3 separate regions of the Homo sapiens genome follow, and regions 2 and 3 are each linked to region 1. The links are chromatin loops, found by intact Hi-C in ENCODE. Cell type or tissue: IMR-90. All regions are shown on one strand.

Region 1 (2,500 bases):
CTTCTCCTCAGGAGAAACTATGCACTAGGTTCCCACCAAATACAATGTGACCTTTTTTTCCCCTTTCTCTGTACACACCCCAGATATGTGCCAAGCAAATGAGAATGAGGGCCGTTGACAATTAAAGCATAAAGAAGCTAGTCACCAGATTGAGATGGACATGCTGCTAACTGCTGACAGCTTGACCTGAGCAGTCCTAACTTGTATCTGGTCTGTTAGCATTGGGTTAGATTGACTAACAGAGTAAATAAAATTCACCTGTCATAAGACACGCTACATCTGCTATCATCAAGAAACAAATCATCCAGAAGAAACTTTTTTTCATCCTGTGGTCACACCCTTTTCTTAAGAGCTTCTTTTTTAAAATTATGACAAACGAATTTCATTCTTTAAAATCACTTATCTTCTCCCAAACTTGAAGTATTTAAATTAGGTGGTTTTGCTTTTCCCTCTCATTGTTTATTTTTTGGGGATGGATCTAAATGAGTAAGATGAGCAATAAAAGATACCAGAAAGACTGGAGGGATCACAGTGTTTTCATCAGAACTAAGTAGAGGGTCGGTTCCTGCCCTGGTTTTGGGGTAGCTAGAAAAGGAAATCATGAATGCACTGGAAATGTTGGCTCGAGAGAAAAGACTGGCATAGCTCTGCCTCGCAGTGGGTGAGAGCGTATTGATCGTAGGGACCTGCAGAGTTCCTATGACCAGGTGAGTCGGCTCTGAGGAAGGGGTTAGGAAAGCAAGTACAGCTGCATGAAATAGCTGAAGTTCCTTTGGGGTCAGGAAGAGCCGACAATTGTGGGGTTTTGGTTGCTTTTGCTTTGTTTTTGAGTGGGAAGTGTTGCTGGAATCCCCTGAGAACCGAAAGATGCCAGGGGTCAGCAAGGCTATAGAAAAGGCCAGTGGTAACACCTCGTTTTCATCCTAACAGAGGAGTAGGTGCGAATGGCACCAGCATGGATCGTTCCTTTCTTGATCATTACTCATGCTTGCCACTGTAGCAACACAACAAAGCCATGATTGTAATTAATACTAGGCTAAAGACCTTGATCAAAATGGGAGCTCATTTACTGTTCTATGAGGTATGTAAGTAACTTCTCTTCACATTTTCCCTCAGAGATAAACCACACGTGGTAGTCTTGTTTGCGTTAGTACTAAGGTCATGTTTGATCTGTCCCAGACGAGTCGCATATTTCCTGTAGCTGGAGTGTTGCTCACCATAAATGGTCATTTTCAAAAAGTATTGTGTAATTCCAGCTGTACAACTGACCAGTGAGTTATCTGTCATCACTGTTGCCCACATACCCGTCCTTCCTTGTGTAGTTTCATCATCCTCATCCTTCCCACATCTTGCGCAAAATGATTTTCTGTGCTCATTCGGCAATAACTATGTTATTCGGCATACTGTCTTTTTGGCATTTGTTGAAAAATCCAAATGCTTTTAATCCAAAAGATTAATCCAAATCTTTTTTAATCCAAATGATTTTAATCCAAATCCAAATAACAGGAGGTTAAAAAAAAAAAAAAAACTAAGCATTTTTACATGTACACTGAATTGGATCAGCATTATTGTTCATTATAATGCTATATATATTTTTGGAGCAACATACTATAGTTGTCATAAAACTATCTTTATTCTTCTCCTCTAAAGTGCTGTTGTAAATTCATTTGACCTTTACTGCAGGAAAAAAAAAAATCTTTTTTATATAGGATATGAAGACCAAGGCTCAGTCTGTAACAAATAGTGGACCATTACAAAAGAGGAAAGAAAAAAGCCAGGGCTGAGCAGCAAGAAGCTTCAGTTCAATTTCACCTCGTATCTTTCTAATAACATACTTGTCACTTTATTACCTTCCAGTAATGTGAACGCTGCTGACAAGACTGTCACACTAACAGCAGACAACACCCTCTCTGCTTCAGCCCAGCTCTCCTGGCTACTTATTGCCCTGGCCCTGAAGGGACACAAACTAATAGTGTGCTTTCCAGTTCAGCACTTGGCCATCAAATATAAAAGGATGCGTAATTGCCTGTTTATCCCCTTGTGAAGGAGAAATTGACTACAAGGGCTAGGCTTTCCCATCGAGTTCCCTGATGTACACACACATCCACAATCAGTCAGTCTCTCTCTCTCTCTCTCTCTCTCTCTCTCTCTCTCTCTCTCTCTCCCCTCTCTCTCTCCTTCCCTCTTATTCTCCCCTCCTAACATACAAGCACATACACACACCTACTGTATCTGTGGGAAGCCCAAGGCTGCCTCTCGATGCCCTCTCCAGCTATTAAGTGGACAGTAACAAGATGACTTCTTAAATAAAGGGTCAGTAGAGAGATGCTGTCTGTGACGGCATCCTTTGCTTCTTTGAAAACTTAAGTGTTAACAATTCCATCTTGAGAGTAATGGGTGTGGCCCTATAATTAGAGCAAATTTTCCTGCAAGTCAGTGGCATAAGTAAGATTATATTGCCCCCTAATCTGTAGGGAAAAGATTAAAATATTTTTCTTCC
Region 2 (2,500 bases), 150 kb after region 1:
AAATAGAAAACCCACCAGCAGCAGCAGCAGCAAACAGTGATTTCAGCCTTTCTGCTTGGGTAGCTCATACTCCCTGAAGTGGACTTTTCTTCCCTGAGTTTAGTTATATTTTTTACATCTTTCCTGAGCTTTCATCTTGCAGGGGACAGTGGGTGGGGGCTTGTAGACTCAGCTTCCAGTTGAGGGTATCGTAGATACCACCCCATTTAACCAATGACAGGGCCACTTACTCAAGCTAGTCCCGTATTGTGGCACAAGCTGTTGGAAGGTCAGTTGGAAGAAAAATGTATATTTGCACACGCTGATAAAATGGAAGCCTCAGAGTGGCAAGAAAATGAAAGTGAAAAAGCCTTACAGTGTCTGAGGCTTCAGATTGTTTTTCGACCTTTCTTCTTCTGGTCCACACAGCAGTGTTTATCTTTGAGGTGGTCTGACCACGGCTCGATGTCTGTTTTTCCTGCGCAATGTAGTCATTCCCCCTGGGCTGTATGATTTGACACATGACAACAATCTAAGAGCAGAGATCAAACTTCTCAGACTCATGGCAATGTGACAAGTAATGTGTATTGACACAGCAAAGTGCATTCTGGAAATACGAGTGGTTGGGCGGGCACAGCCCCTTGCTCAGCTAGAGATAGCTTAAATCATAGGCTTCAGTTGCCCACAAAGATACAGCCAAAATTTAAATAATAATAATAACCAGCTGGAAGCTGCAATTCATTGAACTCTTTTCTCTCTCTCTTTTTCTTTGGGTATCATCATGTTGAAAGCAGGAATTTTGTGGGAAAATAGTAATAGTAACAAAAGAAGAAAGTGAAAAAAAGAAATGAAACTAAACCTCCTTAGGGAATATTTTAAAGTACTGCATGTTCTCCTCCATCACTCATTCTGCAGATGTCTACTGAGTAGCTCCTTCGTGTTGGGCACTGTACTAGGTTTCCGAATACTAAGGTGAATGACCTAGAGATAGGGCACATCATACCTACTCACAAGACACCCTACCACATGATGCTACAAAGGTTTATGGGACCCCCAAGAGGGGGCATCTAACCCACATTTGGTAGTTCCTCCATGCGTTCGACACATGGGCATTTAGCCCTACTATGTGCTAAGCGCTATTGAGTCTGTCTATTCCCAGTGCTAAAGAGTGACTCCTAGTGGTGACCCAAGGTGTGGCGGCTTCCTCAGGATTCAATAGGGCATTGCTCACGAAAGGCTTTCACTGCCTGTTTGTGGCATCAATGATTGATGGCATATATACTGAGGAAAAGTGAACTCGTTCGCCCAAAAGAAGATTTTTTAAAACACTGCTGTGGGAGAAGAATCATCACAGAGTTGGGTAATCGCAGGGGAAAGAAGGATCCATTTGAAGGATGGAGGTAGGTTTAGAGAAGATGTTGCTAAGGAGGTGGTCACAGAGTTCTGGGTATGGCTTTGGTGCTTAGACTTGAATCCACATCCTTTTCCCCTGGTGGGGTCTCCTGCTATTGCACTGGAGCCAGGTCAAACTGGCCCAGCGAGCCAGTCATGCCTAACTCTTTCCTACTGCATTTTCAGTTCTATCGCATTGGTAGCTTGAATTTAGCCATGGTGGGAGTATTTACACCACAGAAATTGGCAAACTCTACAAGCCAGAGCTCTTCTTCTACAGCTACCCCTGCCCCCGGAACCAGTTGTTAAACACTGATCAGCACACCACTGTCTCCACACAAGAATCCCTAGCTGTATGAAAAACTCAACACTGATTTCATTAGATGACTGGCAAAGGCTTATACCACAGTGCAAAGCTCTGGTAAAAATTCACATCCATGCCTTAGGCCTGGGGACCCTAACTTCCATGAGGGCAGTGCTGGGACCCTATGCTCAGGCTGTCCACAGAGAGACAAGACAGACTTCCAAGTCTTTTGAGAAGATTCTGAGCCAACTTCCTGAAGCAACTGCATGGACGAATTACGGAAGTGGCGTGAACTGGTCAAGACAGGCTGCTGCCCTAGATGACGGATGTCCCACTCAAGGGCACTTTACTCAAGGGAGCAGCTGTGAAATAATAGTAATGGGGATGATCCAGGGCTTCTCTGAGAGAGCCAGAAGTGGAATACACCATGCTTGGGGAATTGTGTTCTCTTTCAACTCAGTGACCCCACTCTCTAGGAAACATGACTCACTTAAGGCTGGGCTCTGTCTTCTCAAGCTGAGCACCTTGTCCCATGGAGTGGAGCCCACAGGGAATGGGGAGGACTCAGAAGTGTGAGGAAGGTCTGTCTCCTAAGGGTTAAGGAAGAAATCCGAGTTGATAGATGCCTCTTCCCTCCCCAGCAATGAGGGCTGAATAAATGGCCACCGATGGGAAAGGCAATAGGGCACTAGCGTGTGGAAAGGCACAGCATTGTGGGCAGAGGAAACCGTGGAGATTTCTGTGGGACCTATTTTGTGTTCTCAGGGGAGAGGGTGATGGCAAGAGGAGAGCATAGAAAAGAAGATGGGACCCAGGTTGTGTGGG
Region 3 (2,500 bases), 540 kb after region 1:
CTTCAATAGAAAACACAGATAAGTTTAAGCTTTGCTGAAATTAAATTACTTCATAAGAAATGTTGGATATATTTTGGAATTAATATTGAGATATTTCAGGTATCTCTTTTGATGTTTACAACTAAAGTGATTTATTATTTTATTTTTTTTCTAAAATTACTTATTTTCAAACAATAAAAGCAACAAATTGAGACTTGCTTAAAGAGGTAACAGCCTAGTGTCTTATTGTCCTCTGCTGATAGGAAAGTATTTTCTTTTAATACTGTACTTTGCCATAAAACACATTTTTCCTTGGTAAAAACACTTTTCTGGATTATTTTAATAGGCTAGTTCTAGGCTTTAAAGAAAAAAACAATATTTTGTAAAGTATACTGTTACATGATAGAAGAAAAATGAAGAAACATCTATTTGCATCTCCTTTAAATTATTCACAATACTTTGAGGCTTTCATTCTCTCCAGTTAGTGCAATTTATTTTTCTATATGTCTCAGTAGCAAACAATGTTATTTAGACTCTAACCTGGCATGCTACCACCTCTGGCCCGCCCTTGAGCCCCTCCATTGCAAAGGTCTCCAGGTGCAGTTTGGGTAGCTGTAGGGTGAAGTCATTCCTACTTGCCGCAGACCATGACAGCGAGATCTGATCTCTGACCTAAAGGGAAAAAAACAGCATCAATGGTAATTCCCCTTCAGACACATTAACTGGGATGAACTGGGTCCCCTTGAGCCCACTGAGTGGACTTGCATTGATCGCTGGACCTGAAATCCATGAATAAATTTAGGACTAATTGATTTTTCGTTGCAAATAAATCTCTAATTCAGAGTGCTGGGGGAGAATGTTAAGAAGAAAAAGCATCCTCCTGCTTGAAATGAGGGAGGGGAAGAAGAGTCACTAGAGCTCTTCTGATCAAGAGGTTTTGAATTATTTTTTCACAGTTCCACCCTAAAAAGGAAGAAAAGAAAAAACATTCACAAAATCAAAAACAACAGCCATCTCCTAATCATTATCACCTGCTTAGTAACATGTGGTGTTTAACTGATATGAACTGATACATATTGGACAAGATAGTTATTAGGTACTAGTCTTTGAAAAGAAAACTTCAATAACATGTACTCTAGAATCAAAACAAATATACTCAACACAAAAGGAGACTTAAAAATATACAAGAAAGAGGTTTGTTTGCCCTTTTCACTCTTCTAGAATTGCAGGATTTTATTAAACTTGAGTCTTAATGATTAAATACATATAAACCAACACAGTCACACAATTTCTAAACAATACAACAGATAAAATCAGTAGTATTTGTACTCTATTTTAAGTATTCAGAAAGCAACAATACAAACACATCACCGATATGGGAAAAACACCAATTCTCTAGTCAGTATGGAATCACATGCAGTTGATATCACACTGCCACCTTCTGGACAAATGAGAAAATATTCCTTATATAATATAAATGGAAACATTCAAAAACAGATATTTTGGTTTTTAATTTCCAAACTTAGTAAAAGCCTTAAGAATTCCATAGTTTCGTTTGCATTTAAGAACAAAAAGCTCTCATTTTAATCATATAGTTTAATAATAGGAGTTTTCAATACATAGGCATATTTTCTAACTTTCCTTATGCTTGGAATAGGTTTTAAAATTTTATCTATTTGTTACCATATACTTAATAAATATTATACAATTAGCTCAATGCCACAGAACAAAAAGTTTTTTATCAGGTAGCGAAGGTCAAAAACAAGGTTAACTATAAAAATTGCATTAACTGCTCAAATAAATATATTTCTATCTCTAGTTTTATCCAAGCAACTTCAAATATAACTTGGCAAAAATACAAGATAGAAAATTTCTCCTCCATTTTTCTAGCCTACTTGGGAAGCTTGTAAAACTGTTTGAATTATTTTTATTGTATTAATTAGTTCCTTAGGATATACACACATTTCACAAAACAAACTCTATTGAGTTTCTTTAAGCCAGCAAACACACACAAACATATAACGGCATCTTTAACTGTTCACGCTAATCTATGGGCATAAAAATCCTTATATGTCCCAAGCTGATCTGAAGACTTTCTGTCAATAAGAGAATGTCAAAGTGTATGCTGTAAAACATACACTATGATGTAATTTTTATAATGATGTGAGTACCACATGCATGCTGGAGTCTCAATTCACAATGTATATTTATCTGCAACAAACACTCTCCAGAGTCTTCACTCAGGATAAGAATGCTGTTAAACTTACTTAGCATAACAAAACAAATCGTATTTTACAACTACATTTGTTTTAGGTTTTATATTTTACATGTATGAATACCTTCTCTTGCTTTTTTTTGTCACCAATGTGCACTCAGATAAAAGAAAACATTAATGTGGATTAAGGTTCTGAGAATTTATCAACATCAAACCACTAGTGTTTTGCCTTCTACCCTTCTGAACCACAGTCAATAGATCTAAATATTTTACTGCACCCTGGCCAATTCATTGTTTGATGTTTAA

Evidence for each region. A loop is a pair of places that touch in the nucleus more often than their neighbours do. Peaks named below come from ENCODE experiments on the same cell type or tissue, not always from the same donor. Only the 100,000 strongest peaks of a DNase experiment are listed, where the experiment ranks them.
Region 2: it touches region 1 in a loop (2.6-fold over the local background); 2 of 110 quality-filtered maps call a loop at or near these places.
Region 3: a loop joins it to region 1, with 2.7 times the contacts of the local background. A loop is called at or near these places in 2 of 110 quality-filtered maps.

The regions. Positions count from the first base shown.
Region 1 is chr9:16,412,385-16,414,884 of GRCh38, reverse strand. It overlaps BNC2 (basonuclin zinc finger protein 2), which reads left to right. Exons shown (of 7, transcript NM_017637.6): 7 at 1-2,500. All of the region lies in intron 2 of LOC124902125 (a long non-coding RNA gene), which reads right to left. Among named protein-coding and RNA genes, the nearest start is that of LINC03041, 140 kb to the right of the region's middle. In IMR-90, no CTCF peak of the experiment used is centred here; a DNase peak (open chromatin) is centred at 1,234; H3K27ac peaks cover 1,161 bases.
Region 2 is chr9:16,265,486-16,267,985 of GRCh38, reverse strand. All of the region lies in intron 1 of LINC03041 (long intergenic non-protein coding RNA 3041), which reads left to right. It overlaps LOC124902124 (a long non-coding RNA gene), which reads right to left and starts at 523. Exons shown (of 2, transcript XR_007061424.1): 1 at 356-523. In IMR-90, a CTCF peak has its summit at 1,159 (motif pointing left); no DNase peak of the experiment used is centred here; H3K4me3 peaks cover 679 bases; H3K27ac peaks cover 662 bases; H3K27me3 peaks cover 325 bases.
Region 3 is chr9:15,872,683-15,875,182 of GRCh38, reverse strand. It overlaps CCDC171 (coiled-coil domain containing 171), which reads right to left. Exons shown (of 26, transcript NM_173550.4): 24 at 520-651. Among named protein-coding and RNA genes, the nearest start is that of CCDC171, 320 kb to the right of the region's middle. In IMR-90, a CTCF peak has its summit at 1,409 (motif pointing left); a DNase peak (open chromatin) is centred at 1,392.